2 separate regions of the Homo sapiens genome follow, and region 2 is linked to region 1. Evidence: chromatin loops called from intact Hi-C (ENCODE). Cell type or tissue: psoas muscle. All regions are shown on one strand.

Region 1 (8,000 bases):
ATCCTTTGCTTTCAGACCATCTTTGACCTTTTTGGAATGTGCAGTCATTTCCCCTCCTTCCTTCTGGCACAAGATTCAAAGTGGGGAGAAAGTGTTCATTTCCAGGGAAGGCAATGGGGTGGTAAAGTGAGAGGAGTGCCTGCTTTCCCTAAAACAATGGTGAGGAACTGTCAGGGCTTATGAAACACCACAGGGACACCAATGTCAGGCAGCACCTAACAGCCTGGAATTAAAATCTGCTCCCCGCTTGCTCAGGCTGGAGGAGTGCTCCTGCTGGCCTTGCCAGGGGACTAGCCTGTGATCTACCATGGCTGCACTCTGATTAATCACAGTGATCTAAGGTTAACTGTGCACATGAAGCTCCTGACCAGCACCAGAGTAGCTTGTAAGCCAGTGCCCATGTCATAAAGCCATTGCAATTGCACTGTGCACAAGTAAACAGCTGGGCCTGTGACATTGCACAGATGGACTGGATCTGGGCAATTCATAGATATCACCATATGCATTTACTTTATAGTACATATTTTCTGGGCAATCTATCCCCCAGTGTTCTATAAAGTAATAAGAATAAGGTTTCAGAGAAAGGGAGAGAGAGAAAAGTCACTGGACAATGGGGAAATTAAGAAGCAAATGAGAAAGGATATGTTTTCAGATGAGATTATTAAAAAGATGATGAGTTGATGAGGTGGCCAGACGAAGAGAAGATAATCCAGATGGCTATTGCTCCCAAAGAGAAGGCTCTGTGTTGTAATCAGAGCAGAGAAAAAGGGTGAAGGAGACCTACTGGCTTTCATGAAAGAGACAAAGGGGAGCCCCTGCAGGGGAGTCTGGGTGAGGACCACAGGCTTGAAAGCAAAGCAGACCCTTCCTTTGTCTTTATTGGAATCCTATGAAAGGCAAGTCCTGAATGCCTTTACGCCTTTCTCTCCATCCTTTTCTCATTATCTGCTCCTCTGAATTACATCTTGCCAGCTCCAAACCCTTCCCCAGGTAGCTCCCATCTCTCCCACCCGCTAAGGTATCCTGGAGTCACCTCTGCCTCCATCAGTGCCTTTGGGGATGCAGCAAGTGGAACTGAATCCACATACTCCGGTTATCCCTGACTGTAGAGTTCATACAGAAGCTATCTGTATGCCTCCTCATTACGTAAAATTTAGAGTCAATTCAAAGGAGGGTAACAGGACAATGAGGGGTCTGGAAATGGAGTCAGATCAGCTTAGGTAAGGTAGGGGGCTGATACTATAATTAGTCTGGAAAAGAGAAGATTTCAGATAACCCTGCAGGTTGTCTCCAGGTCTGTCCCTCATATTTGTGGGAGATAAATGGAGACCTCTTATCTTCCAAACCCCTACTCTGTCCCACTGCAAGAGGAGTTGCACACATGTACATATGTGGACAACCCAGGCTGCACATCCAAGCTGCATTTCCACACCCCACCAGAAAACTGCCACTTGGCCACTGCTGGAAGCTGGGGAGTTCACATCAGAAATGTGGGCCATCTTTCAGAGGACACACCCGGGAAGAAGCTACAGGCTGGGGTCATTGGACTGGGCACCCCCAGGCTTGTTACCTGGAGCAAGTTCTAGAAGAAGGCCTTGCTGGATCGAGGTGGGCCCGTCTCCATGGTCCCACTAACTTGTCTTGCTCATGGAAAGTGGTATGACCCAGGAAGGGCTAGAATGGAGCCCCCAAAATGTGGGGCCTATGGAAGAGACCCCTTGCCAGGATCTAAGTCTGCTGCTGAGTATGACCAACTCAAGCTGTCCAAACTGGATGCCAAATCTGCTCCTTCCTCTACATTCTGCCTCATGAAAGTTTTCACTGTCTCCTGCAGGAGAACCCTGACAGCCTGGCCTTAACCCCTCACTTCTCCTCTTTCTCCATCTCCAATGCAGCATTCAGTCCTGCTGACTCCAACTCCTTCAGGCCTCTAGAATCTTCCCTCTTTCCCAGCCCCTGGCTACGCCCAGTGACAGTTCTCACTTGTGCCAGGACTAATTGCCTGGCCTCCTGAGTTGAACTCTTCTCCTCCAGTCTCCACACTGCCAGTCCAGCAATCTCTCCCTGAGGTAAATATGACCTTACCACCCCCTTTCCTACCTAAAGCTCTTCAGCGGTGCTCCCTATGCCAGTGGGATCAAGCCCAAGCTCCTGAGCCCAGCACACAAATCCCTCCGTAGCCTGACTGCTGCCCCTGGCCTCTGACTCTCAAACCTTGTCAAATATTCTTACAGTTAATGCAACAAACATACCATTTCCTGTTTCTTTGCTCACACTGCTCCCTCTCCCTGAAGGGCCTTTTCTCTCCTGCCTGCTTGGTTGATGTGAACTCACTTTCTCCTGCATGGAAACCTTTCCAATATCCCCTACTCTTCCTTTCCTCCCCAGGTAAAATTGATTATCTGTAAGCTGAACTGAAGTCTACATCATAGCAAATAAAATAAAATATTTTCTACGATTTAATTGTTCACAAATCTGTTTGGTTTTTTGTTTTTTTTTTTTTCCACCAGACCATAGTCTCTCTAAGGTAGGGGCCACATTGTTCTTGGCAACCCTGTGCCTGACACCGAAACACGTGGTGAACTGAAATGGAAAGTGTGTATCTGATCAATGCTGGTTGCCACACATCTAATCCTATGTTGATGAGCACATGTCATTTTTTGTTCTTAGCAGCTATTATATATGGTAACACTTTCTAAACAATGGACAGAAACTGATCACAAGTTCCAGGCAGGCATGCAAGACAGGGGGAGTCCATAAAAGGTGCTCAGCCTTGCTGAGAACCCCTGGTATCACCAGCAGCTGGAAAAGCACCCAGAGTCTGCAGCAGTTCCAAGCCTGTGGACTTTGTGTCTCAGGTACCAGGGTTATCTCAGGATGAAAGTCAGGCCAGTTCCTCCAGCCACTTGGCTCTGCATCCCCTTCTCCTACAGGAGGGGCCAGCAGGGACTTCTGGTTTACCTTTGGAAGGGAGGGAGAGGGGATAGGCCAGGCAGGTATGAAACCTACTCAGGTATTCAGGGCCCAATAGGCAGCTTGTCTACTTGTGACTCATCGAATGGGCAAGGATGCACACAGGATGCGACGCAGCCCTGCCCTGGAAGGGCTCATACTCAGTGTGGAGGCCAGGGCAGTAAACCAATGAGGTGAATATGAAAGACCTGCCAAGGGAGAGGCAAATGCCAAAGGATGAGTGCACCCGGGCAGAGACTTCTACCCACCTCCTTCCCAAGACCATGTGCTCCCCTCCCCTCACACAGGGGTCCCTGTCCCCCTTGTTCCCTGATCTTCTGTCTGCACAAACTTCCCGCTCTGTCTGGACCGCTCCTCCCACTGTACCACGCACAGCCTGTTCCTTTCCATCTTCAGTGTCCGCTGAAATGTCCTTTCCTCAGAGGCTTCTTCTGTCACCCCCTTTATAGCAGCTTCTGTACTTTAAACTGCATTATTTGCTCTCAGCTTCTTGTTTATTTCCTTGAAAACATGAATTGAAGGAACCATCTTATTTATTATGTGTATTGTGTCTCTAATCCACTGGCTCCATGAGGGCAGAGGTTGCATCCATGTTGTGTTCTCCTGTGTTGACAGCATCTGGGACATAGTAGAGGCTTAATAATTGTTTACTAAACAAATGAAGGAAAGAAGTGCTCTTGTTGGTTCTCTGGTAGGTGGTGATGAGAGATGTCATGGGAGGTCCAGAAGTCAGGACATTCAAAGAGGGCCTAGTAGCATTGTCAAGCGTTTGCCAGATGGAAGAGGCATTGCAGGTGTGTGAGCAGGGATGTGATTCTGAGGGTGATGAAGGGTGGTGGTGGGGATACATGTAGCCCACCTGGGGAGGTAAAAGGGGGCAGCTATTGTCCCTTTTTGGGGGGATGGCCCCTCTCCTTGATGGTTGGGACAATGAGGTAAACTATTAAAGGTCCATGTGGACACATCTACCCCTGGGGCATGCCCATCCAGGCTAAACAAAATCAGCACAAGCTGAACAATTAGGACTCAGAGAGCTACCTGAGGGATCTAACAAGGACAGCAAGGACACTCAAGTGACCTCAGATGATTCTGAAACCTGGGAAAAAGACTCCACAAGCCCAGGCCATCTGATCATGAGATGCATCTCCTGACTGCCTCTGGCTGTTCACAAAGAGCTGGCCAAGGACATTCCGGCTATGCCAGGCCACCGGGCCAAGTTCCCAGGGACAGCAATCCACCGCCTCTCTCCCCCCATCACACCCAAGGGAAGCACACAAAGTAGGCCTGGGTCCATGGCCTGGCAGACACCTGTCCCCGGCTTTCTGGGACAGTGCACTGCATCAGCTGCCAGCAAAACAACCAGCCCCTTTTCAATGGGCCAGTGGGCAGGGCTGCCATTGGCGGAGCCCTGGTGATTTACGACACCCCGGCTCAGTGCACCATCAGGGAGCTTCCAGGTAGAATCTCCAACTTCACCAGGCAAGGGCTCTCCCTTCCAGTGATTTATGGAGCCAGAGTGAGCCAGTTGTTTTTTTTCCCTTTCCCTCCTCCCTCCTCCTCCAGGACAAATAGGTTTCACATCGCTGTGGGCACTCTGGTCTGCAATGACAAGACAAAGAGGTTCCACTTGTCCCTCTGCCCCCTGCACCTGCTGTCAGGGGATGATGGTTATTGGTCAGCAGCCACATCCATTTCACTGGCACTTTTAGCTCTTTATGTGGTGCCGGCCACAGCATCAGCCACAGGGCTCTCTCGATGGCTTTGCTGGTTGCTCAGATATATTGCCTATCTAGAATAGACCTGCCTCCAAACTACAAGGTCAAACTTTCCTCTCCTGACCTAAATTCCTTCCTTCTTTCCTTCCTTCCTTCCTTCCTTCCTTCCTTCCTTCCTTCCTTCCTTCCCTCCCTCCCTCCCTCCTTCCTTCCTACCCTCCCTCCCTCCTTCCTTCCTTCCATCCAAATAATCCATACATCTTGATTTCTTGGCATAAGACTCCAGGGGGCTGGGGTTGCCTTCCATAGCAAGAGAACAATCATGAAGCAGCTGGTGCCCTGAGCCTGCTTTGTGTTGTACAATGAAGGGCCTTGAGCTTTTTCAAAGTCATGTCTTAGCTCCAAGAGGTCAAAAATGAAAGAAGATGGCTGTCCATCTCTGTTATTCTCAGGTGCCTTCGCATTGCTCTGGCGCTACATCAGTGCAGTGGTGTCCTCAGGGTCAGGGGGGTAGCAGGGAAGAGGCACAGCCAAGACAGAGTGGGAGGGAGACTGAGAAATGCCTCCCAGCCTCGCCAGCTTTGGGAGTCAGAGGTCCTTGGCAAAGAGCCTTCACTCACTTACACCCCCAAGAAGTGCCTGGGAATTTATCAGGAGAGGCTGCCATCTATGGAAAATCACAGACAAAATGCAACACCAATCACTCTGTGAAGTCCAGTCCCTTTTCCTCTGTCATGCATGGGGAAGGAAGAAAAAGTGAGCAGTCAGTCCGGCACCAAGCCCACCCGCCCTCACCCATAGCAGCCCCTCCACAATCCACTCAAGAGAACTGATGTAAGCCAGGCTGATTGTCTCAGCTCCAAATGTGGCAGCCAGCAGCAGAAGGACTTGTCAGGTCTCTGGGATGCCGGGGCTGCTTCTCCAAGGTTACCAGGCTGCTGCATGTGGCTTCATCTTTCTGTTCTCTGGCGGCCTTCATGGGCTTCTGTAGCCTGCCTGTGCACAAGACTGTGCTGGAGACTATGGGATGTGTTGGGGCCCTGTTGTTCGGGATGTTGTTGGGTGTGGGAGAGGCACTGTTTCAGCAGCCCCTGCTCTCAGGGTGATGGCATACTGTGGGTGATTAATAATATATGCTAGCATTTTGGGGCACTTACTCTCTGCCAGGCACTGTGCTAAGTACTTTATTTATATCATCTCATTGAACCCTCTCGACAGCCTGTCAGGAGCACACTATTGCCTGATTTTTGCAGATGAGGAAACTGAGCTTTAGGAAGATTAGATAATTATCCAAGATCACATACTAGTAACAGGGAGAGCCAAGAATTGGACACATGATTTAAATTCTCGTGTGCTTAGTAAGTTGTACAGCCTTCTTCTATGAGGGTTATTGGGAATTCAGATATTTAAGGAGCACTAAGAAAATTAGTCAAAATTCCAAACAACAGTTAAAGCCAGGCTGTTTAGATAAAGCATTTTCCAGAATATGGGCTGGGACAAGGCAGGAACACATCAAACCCTTCAATTCCTCGGATGAGTCTAAGGCAGCCACCAGCTGCAAATGGTTTTCTCTGCTCCTGAGAGGCTCAGAACACACCTCCTAGCCTCACCTGGATTTATGTGGCTGGGATGAGGCCTTGACAGCAGAATCCCAAAGACGTAGACATCTTTGAGGGGCCTCTATTCTGCCTATCATGCATAGGTTTCCTTATTAGTCTACATGATAGCCATATGAGGTATGTATTCTGATATGGCTGGGCTCTGTGTCCCAACCCCAATCTCATCTCGAATTGTAATCCCCACGTGTCAAGGGAGAGAGGTAACTAGATCACGAGGGCAGTTTCTCCCATGCTGTTCTTGTGATAGTGATTGAGTTCTCTCAGGGTCTGCTGGTTTTATAAGTGTTTGTGAGTTCCTCTTTTATTCTCTCTCCTGCCTCCTCGTGAAGGTGAATGCTTCCCCTTCCACCATGACTGTAAGTTTCCTGAGGCTTCCCCCACCATGCAGAACTGTGAGTCAATTAAACCTCTCTTCTTTATAAATTACCCAATCTCAGGGAAGTTGTTCACAGCAGTGTGAAAACAGATGAATACATATTCTTATTTTCACTCGCGTGAAGAGACCACTAAACAGGCTTTGTGTGAGCAACAAGGCTGTTTATTTCACCTGGGTGCAGGCGGGCTGAGTCTGAAAAGAGAGTCAGCTAAGGGAGATAGGGGTGGGGCCGTTTTATAGGATTTGGGTAGGTAAAGGAAAAAGGGGGGTTGTTCTCTGGCAGGCAGGAGTGGGGGTCACAAGGTGCTCAGTAGGGGAGCTTTTGAGCCAGGATGAGCCAGGAGAAGGAATTTCACAAGATAATGTCATCAGTTAAGGCAGGAACAGGCCATTTTTACTTCTTTTGTGGTGGAATGTCATCAGTTAAGGCAGGAACCGGCCATTTGGATGTGTACGTGCAGGTAACAGGGGATATGATGGCTTAGCTTGGGCTCAGAGGCCTGACATTCCTGTCTTCTTATATTGACAAGAAAAATAAAAGGAAATAGTGGTAAAGTGTTGGGACGGTGAAAATTTTTGGGGGGTTGTATGGAGAGATAATGGGCGATGTTTCTCAGGGCTGATTCGAGGGGGATTACGGGCGGCGGGGGAACGTAGAGTGGGAGAGATTAAGCTGAAGGAAGATTTTGTGGTAAGGGGTGATACTGTGGGGTTTTTAGAAAAAACATTTGTCATTTAGAATTATTGGTGATGGCCTGGATACAGTTTTGTATGAATTAAAAAACTAAACGGAATAAAAGAAGGAGAAAAACAGGTATTGAAGGACTAAGAATTGGGAGGACCTAGGACATCTAATTAGAGAGTGCCTAAGGAGGTTCAGCATAGCCTTGCCAGCAAAGATTATTTATTTACTTTAAGAGTTAAGAATGGTGGTTTGGGGATAGCACCAGGAGATATCAGCTGTGATGACTTGGAGAAACAGTGTAAATTGGCAGTGTAAACAAGAGCAGGGCATGTATGAGTAGTTGAGAACGGTGAATAGGAGTATGACTAGACAGAAGATAGTAGGGATGACAAGTTTTTCGGGGCACAGTCCAAGTTGGTCTGGTGTCTGGAATGAGACTGGGGCCTAATAAAAAGGAGCATCTATACAGGAGCTCAAGTGGGCTGTACCTTGTAGCATTCTGAGGACAGGCCTGAATTCTGAGAAGGGAAAGTGGTAAAAGTATTGTCCAGTCTTTTTTAAGTTGGTGGCTGAGCTTGGTGAGGTGTGTTTTTAAAAGACCATTAGTCTGTTCTACCTTTCCTGAAGACTGA
Region 2 (8,000 bases), 110 kb after region 1:
AGAAACCCCACATGCCGCAGAAAGCAGTTGGTTATATTGGGAGGTTGGAGGAAGCGGTGTCTGATTTGCACAGGGCTCAGGGGATTCGTTTAACCAGCTGTGTCATTCATGTAGCCCTCGAAAAAACCCTCCCACCCTAGCTTTTAATACGCAAATGCGAGTTGCCATGAAGTCCTGCACATGTGGTGTTACCTGGAGGTGGCCATGGCACCTGCCACACGTGGTGACAAGGATAAGAGGGCAGGACTGCCAGTTGGGTGGACCTGGTTTCTAGCCATCTGCATTTGCATATCAATGATTGCCAGTCTGGTTTTTCAAGCCTCTTTCGGTTAGAAAGGAAATGGTTCGGGGGTTGCTCTTTATTAAAGGAAAGTTCCACCGAGAACCTTCACCCTTTCCAGCTGCCTAAAAATTATTTCTTAACAGCTCCTGTATTAATAGGTGGCCATATGGTCACCTGAGAATCATATTTATCACCCTCCACCCATTTGTCCTTTTTACCCAAAATCACATGTTCCTGTGAGTCAGAGGCCAGGCTAGTAAATCCCACTTCTGACACCAAATCTGAGGCTATTGAGGAAAAACAAACTCAGTTTCTCCTACTATACTCTCACAACACAGAACACTTCAGTAACTAAATGTGTGAGGTTTTTTCCCCACACACCAAGCAAGCGTCAATTCTACAGCTCTAATTCAATTCTGACACTATGTACCTGGAGGTACCATCAGATCCCACAGGTTGAGAACTCAGTTCTAGAAGACTGGCCTTCACTTCAGATGCCAGTTGCAAGTCTGGGTCTCTGGGATAAGTCAGGATTCCCACAACGCCCTCCTTGAATTCAATTAATTTGCCAAAGTGGCTCACAGAACTCAGGAAATACTTACTTACATTTACTGGTTTATTATAAGGGTTACTACAAAGGACACAGATAAAGAAGTGTATAGGGTGAGGTTATGTGAGGAAGGGGCACAGAATTTCCATGTCCTCTCTGGGTGCACCACCTTCCAGGACCCTCCACATGTCCAGCTATCCAGAAGTCCCCTGAACCCAGTCTTTTGGCAGGGTTTTATGGAAGCCTCATTACATAGGCATGATTGATTAAATCATTGATCATTGGTAATCAACTTAACCTTCATCCCCTCTCCACTCTCCAGAGGTTGTGGGATGGGCTGAAAGTCCCAACTCTTTGCTCATGCCTTGGACTTTCCTGTGATCATCCCCCATCCTGAAGCTACCTGGAGACTTCCAACCATCAGCCAACTCATTAGCATACAAAAAGACATTGCTTTGGAGATTTTAGGAGTCCTAGGCCAGAAAATAGGATGACCAAATATGTATTTTACTGTAGCACAATGGGTTTTCAAGGCTCTTTGAAATCTACTCATATTCCTGATCAACTTGGTGAAACCTAGAGGGAGTCACTTTGGCAAGTGTGGAATAGTGGTTCAGAGTCTAGGTTTTGGACTCAGGCTGACTCTGTGTGGCCATGGGTAAGTTCCATGTCCTCTTTGAACCGCATCTCCTCATGTATAAAATGGGAATAAGAACAGTATCTACTCTGTGGACTTAGCTCCTTGATAGAAGCGCGTTTTATGAGATGAAGCGTGTTTTATGGGATAAACCGTGTTAGGCACTTGGTGCAAGGAAATCATGCCATTATTTGAGAATGGAGGGAGATTAACGTGTTGTTCCCAGTGCATTTCTAGCCACCTCCCCATTACAAAAGAACTAAGAATTGGGAATCTAATACCAAAGTTCTAAAAAATCCCATATAATATGAATTAGGGGAAAGAATAACAACAGCAGCAACAAAAGTTAAACAAATAGTGAGGTGATATATTTCTAAATATTTAAGAAATTGTTACTTTACTGAAAGAGTCTAGATAAATACTCTTAGAGTGACAATGGAGCAGGAAGAGTCCCAAATTTGCTCTGGGGAGCTGGATTTTAATCCACACCTCCCATGCCTCACCAGCCTTAGAGACAGTGAATGGTCATACCTTAACTCAAAACTCTCCCCCAGTGACATCAGTTTGGAACACCCAAAGCCTAGTACATTTTAAGAAAACTCTTCTAAATGGCCACAGGATCTGACTTTCAGCAGGCAATGCTTATTTATACACTGCATATGTTTGTTTGTTTGTTTTTTGAGACAGAGTCTCACTGTCGCCCAGGCTGGAGTGCAGTGGCACGATCTCAGCTCACCACAACCTCTGCCTCCCAGGTTCAATCAATTCTCCTGTCCCAGCCTCCCAAGTAGCTGGGATTACAGGCGTCTGCCACCAGCCCAGCTAAGTTTTTGTATTTTTTGGAGAGACAAGATTTCCCCATGTTGGCCAGGCTGGTCTCAAACTCCTGACCTCAGGTGATCCCCCCTCCTCGGCCTCCCAAAGTGCTGGGATTACAGGCATGAGCCACCATGCCAAGCCATGTTTGTTTTTTTAAAGGCCACTAGGAAACAACAAAATGTTAACAGTTGTTATCCCTGGGAGATAGGGTTATAGATTATTTTATAATTGTAATTTATAATTTTATAATTTTAATTCTTTGTATTTTTCTGCACTTTCAGTAATTTGTTTTGTAATAAACACGTATTGTCTAAATAATTTAACAATTAGACATTAGTCTATATGCCAGGCACTTTGCTAGGTATTGAGAATGCAGCATCCATCATTCCTGGTGTTTATGGTCTAGAAGGGAATAAGACAGTGAATAAATAAATACACAAATAATTAATTGCTTTCTCTACAGAGAAGTCTAGAAGACTATGAAGTCAAGAGGGATTTGACCTAGACCCGATTTTGGGAAGGCTTCTGAAAAAAAAAAATTACTTTAAAGCTGAAATCTGGCTGGGCACAGTTCACGCCTGTAATCTCAGCACTTTGGGAGGTCAAGGTGGGTGAATCACTTGAGGTCTGGATTTCGAGACCAGCTTGGCCAATATAGCAAAACCCCATCTCTACTACAAATACAAAAAAAATTCACCAGGTGTGGTTGTGCGCACCTGTAGTCCCAGCTACTCAGGAGGCTGAGGTAGGGGAGTTGCTTGAACTCGGGAGGTGGAGATTGCAATGAATGGAGATCGAGCCTGGGCGACAGAGAAAGACTCTGTCTCAAAAAAAAAAAAAAAAAAAGAAAAAGAAAAAAAGTTGAAATCTAAAGGAGGAGAGAAAGAGGAAGATATTCTAGGTGGAGAGAATAACATGTGCAAAGAGCCTGAGGCATACAGTATATTTAAGAAACCAAGAGCAGGCCAGAGTAGCTACAGCTTGGGGAACGGAGGGTGTTCAGGTATGGCAAGACCAAGCAAGCATGGCCTTATAGATCTTATTAATGGTTTTTGCATTTTATTTTAAGAAGAATTGAAAATCAAGGTTTTAAACAGAATATAGTAACAGAGAGCTATGTCCATTTCATATTTTATTTTTAATTTCAAATCATTTGTTATCTGTAAGGAGTTCTTGGATTTGGATTTTCAAGGCCAATTCAATGGACTCATCCTATATATGCATGAAAGTGTTTTATAAAAAGCCTTTTTTCTTAAAACATTAGCTTCCTCTGGCCAGGCACAGTGGCTCATGCCTATAATCCCAGCACTTTGGGAGGCCAAGGTGGGAGGTTTGCCTGAGCCCAGGAGCTTGAGACCAGCCTAGACAAGATGGCAAGACCTCATCTTAATTAAAAAAAAAAAAAAATACAGCAACACTTTAGCTTTCTCTATACAGGGAGCCTTGGATTTTGAAAGCTGCACATCACCGCAGCCTGGCTCTCCCATCATCAGTTTGGGGCAACGGAGCATGCTGGAAAAAACAGGAGCATAGAGTAGAAGGCTGAGCAGCAAGAGACCCTTCTGTGTACACCAGGGAGTTGAGGCATGAGACCGCCACATGAGCATTCTGTCATGAAATTTCATGTGCCATGGAAATGCAAAACAATTCAATTCCCAGACCAGCTGCGGTCAAAATACAGCTGAACAAACGACAAGAGCTAGAACCTGACAAATTGGGAGGGTTTTTTTCAGCTGAGGAGTGCAAAGCTGGGTCACTGTCATGCCGATTAACTGTAGTTCAAGCTTAAGTGATGATCTCAGGGACCCCAACCTGAAACGGTATATGAGTAATCGTCACATGCCAACACGAAGTTACATTTGTTACAATGCTTTTGAGTTTGCTTTGCATTTTTGTTTTAAACCTACCCTGCTCTATCATCTTAGGAAATCACTGTATCAGAAGTAATTAGCCATGTGGCTGCTAAATAACAGATGAGAGGTTTCCAGCAAATGCCCCTCTCTAGTGCTCCTAAATCAACTGGGCATGTCCTGACCTCCAGGTGATTTGAATGGCAGAGGTAACTGCCAAAACACACCGCTGGTCCTGGAATAACTCAGAGGTTTAGTGGACTCTGGAGCCACAGTAACGGGCATCTGGTAGTCAACCTTTTCCTGTAATGAGGAGTTATTAAATATTCACATCAGGAATTGAGGCTTTAGTCCGCCCTCAACTGGTCTTCCAACCTGTTACCTATTATGCCTCACACTTTATATACCCCCGAATACAACAAGAAGAAACTTGTGAATGTTCTATAAAACCTGCTACTGACATCAGGGTGGGTCTTTGAGGCTTATGGTTATCCTAATAAAACGAAGGAATGTGTAACAGACTGTAGCCGGCAGACCACCAACTACTTTATTGTTTAAACACAAAAGCAAAACTTTGGTAAACCTACTATACCTGAGGCACAGCGTGTGGCTGTTTCTTAACCCTTGAAGACTGTTATGTACCCAACTTCAGCTGACATCTCTATGTTTCTTGTTTCCCTCCATGTGAGGAGTTTACTAAGTTACATGCTTAGACAAGAAATACCTGTTGATGGAGTGGTTATGAATTACAGATTGGAGCTTGCAAATCAATTTGGAATTTTAAAAAAATAAACTCAAACCAGATCTGTGAGGCCTGCTTCTCCACAGACAGCATAAGCATGAGGCAAAAGAAGAGCCCCAGCAGATAGGCAATCAGGTAGCCCTAAGATAGGTCGGAAAGAGGTCTTCTGTGACCCCAGAATCCTCTTTCTTGATCTCTTCCTTTCCCCACCACCACCCTCAAGCTCAGAAACTCAGTATCCTACTCTTACCTTGATGCAAATGCAGGAAAGGGTCTGCATCAGCAGAGGAATGGCAGGAAACTCTCAAAAGAGTTAAGTGCAGGGAATTAATCAAAGAAGTTATTTCGTGAGATGTGGGCAGGTAATGGAAACCAATGAGAGACAGAGGAGCGCCCAAGGACTATTACCAGCAGGGAGCTGTTCCTCCCCACCAAAGGGGCCAAGGGTGAAAGAGCGCTGATGAGAATTAAGTAGGCATTTTAGTAAAGGAAGCCGGTGGGGCAGCCTTACAGTGGTCAGCCTCCTAAGGCACAGAGTAGGCCGCAGAAGGACAGAGAGCCCATCTGAAGAGGCAAACAGAAAATAACCAGCACAGAGTCTGGCATTAGATTATTCAATCTGTTACCATGTTCAGGTTCATTAGTATCCAAAACCTAGTAGGTGTGAAAGAAAAGTTAGGAATCATGCTAGTATTTTATTTTTAATCCTTGCACTAAAAAGTTTCCAACCATCAGTGAGCAGATCTGGGAGGATGGAAAGAACGACCTATTTCTGTTTCTCAGTCATACCCAAACATTAGTGGTCGCTGGTCTTTTGAATGATCAGTGATGTGAGGGAGAGCTTCCAGGTGAGACCTGATATAAGACCCTCTTTAGGAGGGTCCTTCGCCCTCCCAAAGTGCTGCTATTCATTGGACAAATATTGAGTCCAATGCAGTGTCCACTTGCAACATTTTGCAATAAAAGAATTTTCTAGGCCAGGCGCGGTGGCTCACACCTATAATCCTAGCCCTTTGGGAGGCCGAGGCGAGTGGATCACCTGAGGTCAGGAGTTCAACACCAGCCTGACCAACATGGCAAAACCCCATCTCTACTGGAAAAAAAAAAAAAAAAGCCAGGTGTGGTGGCACGTGCCTGTAATCCCAGCTACTTGGGAGGTTGAGGCAGGAGAATCACTTGAACCTGGGAGGTGGAGGTTTCAGTGAGCCAAGATCGACCCACTGCACTCCAGCCTGGGCAACAGAGTGAGACTCTGTCTCAAAGAAAAAAAAAAAAGAATTTTCTTATTAAGTTTGTTTAATCATCATGAATCCATGCCCCTCATTTCAGTCTTGAACTTTTGACAGAGTCTTCCCCAAAATTTCTATTCCTCTGGCCTTTCTCCCTTCAAATTATATCTCCCACAGAACCATCAGATTATTCTATCTAGAAAAATAAATCCCTGCTTAAAACCCTGCCCTGGCTCCCCATTATCTATAGTGTCAAGTCCAGACCCCAAGAATGGACTCCCAGGTACCTCTGCAGCCTCATTTCTTCTCTACTCTCCTCCTTGCCCTTTAAATAACAACCATGTTGGCACTTTTATTTATGTGTGTGTGTATTTATTTATTTATTATTTTTATAGAGACAGAGTCTCCCTATGTTGCACAGATTGGTGCTAAACTCCTGGGCTCAAGCAATCCTCCCACCTCAGCCTCCCAATGTGCTGGGATTACAGATGTGAGCCACTGTGTCCGGCCATGTCAGCACTTTTTCTCATGTCTTTCCAGGCCCATGAGACCCTCTTCGGCCCCCATTGTTGGCCTGCCTGTCTCCCAATGGTTATTTGAGAAACAGCTCAGGGTAACAGCTCCAGGCTTCCATGCTGAGATGCTCTCTAGCCCTGACTCTTCTTCAACAGAGAATTGCCTGCATCACGTTGAAATGCCTCATCTCCCACCTTCACTGGGAACACCGTAAAGGCAGGAACTATGTCCTATTCATTGAATAATCAATAATCCTCCCCAATATAGTATATGGTAAGAGTTGGCATTCAAAAATATATGATAAACTAAACTAAATGATGACTTCCCAAAAAGAAAGTGTCCCCTTAAAGCAAAGTTCCCTAGGACATTAGACTTTTTTTTTTTTTAAACTCTGTAGGAACACAACGTATACAGATACTTCATTATTGTTACTAGGTTTCTCTATATGTTCAATGTATACCTCAGCCCCTTAGGAACTGGTTTAAATGAAAATCCAAGAAGTTTTGAAAACTGATTGATTAAATGATGTTTGGTAGAATGAATGAAAGGAATTGAAAGTTGGCCAGGCATGGTGGCTCACGCCTGTAATCCCAGCACCTTGGGAGGCCGAGGTGGGCAGATCACCTGAGGTCAGGAGTTCGAGACCAGCCTGGCCAACATGGTGAAACCCTATCTCTCCTAAAAATACAAAATTTAGCCAGGTATAGTGGCATGTGCCTGTAATCCCAGCTACTTGGGAGGCTGAGGCAGGAGAATCGCTTGAACCCTGGAGGCGGAGGTTACAGTGACCCGAGATTGCACCACTGCATTCCAGCTTGAGAGACAGAGTGAGACTCCATCTCAAAAAAAAAAAAAAAAAAAAAAAGAAAGAAAGAAAGGAATTGAACAGAAAAAATAAGCCATAGAGCATCTGACTTATGGAGGCTTTTAAAACACCCTGCAGTAGACGAGGTAAAGTTACACAGTTACCTGAAGACAACAGTAGAGATCATCTGGAAATACTGGCATTGGTAGGCTGACCTCCATGTCCCCATGGGCCTTATTTTCTATAATTCTAAAATGGCTTTCAAATACAGGATACTCCATCAACTTGGAGATGTAATCATCCAGTGTCATTTCACAGTGGTGCAGCTGTAAGACTTCCTTGTATGGTCTGGGAGTGTGTTTCTAAGAAATAGGAGTGCTAAACGAAATGAGTCAAACATACCTCAGTTCTCATGAGTTATATCCCCTGACCACATTATTTATCACCTAAAATCAATATCCTCTAGATGTCTTTATCTTCTTGGTGTTCTCTAGCACTCCTGTCCTGGTGGGTTGACCCATATCTAAAATGCAACCTCATCCATTCAACTGGAACTCACCCACCTAGAG

What was found. A loop is a pair of places that touch in the nucleus more often than their neighbours do. Peaks named below come from ENCODE experiments on the same cell type or tissue, not always from the same donor. Only the 100,000 strongest peaks of a DNase experiment are listed, where the experiment ranks them.
Region 2: it touches region 1 in a loop (2.0-fold over the local background); 1 of 110 quality-filtered maps calls a loop at or near these places.

The regions. Positions count from the first base shown.
Region 1 is chr14:61,126,454-61,134,453 of GRCh38, forward strand. No RefSeq gene overlaps it. Among named protein-coding and RNA genes, the nearest start is that of SLC38A6, 150 kb to the left of the region's middle. RefSeq lists a silencer at 1-192. In psoas muscle, no CTCF peak of the experiment used is centred here; DNase peaks (open chromatin) are centred at 278, 4,268 and 5,579; H3K4me3 peaks cover 272 bases; H3K27ac peaks cover 6,596 bases.
Region 2 is chr14:61,240,268-61,248,267 of GRCh38, forward strand. It overlaps a transcript of PRKCH not described here. Among named protein-coding and RNA genes, the nearest start is that of TMEM30B, 37 kb to the right of the region's middle. In psoas muscle, no CTCF peak of the experiment used is centred here; no DNase peak of the experiment used is centred here.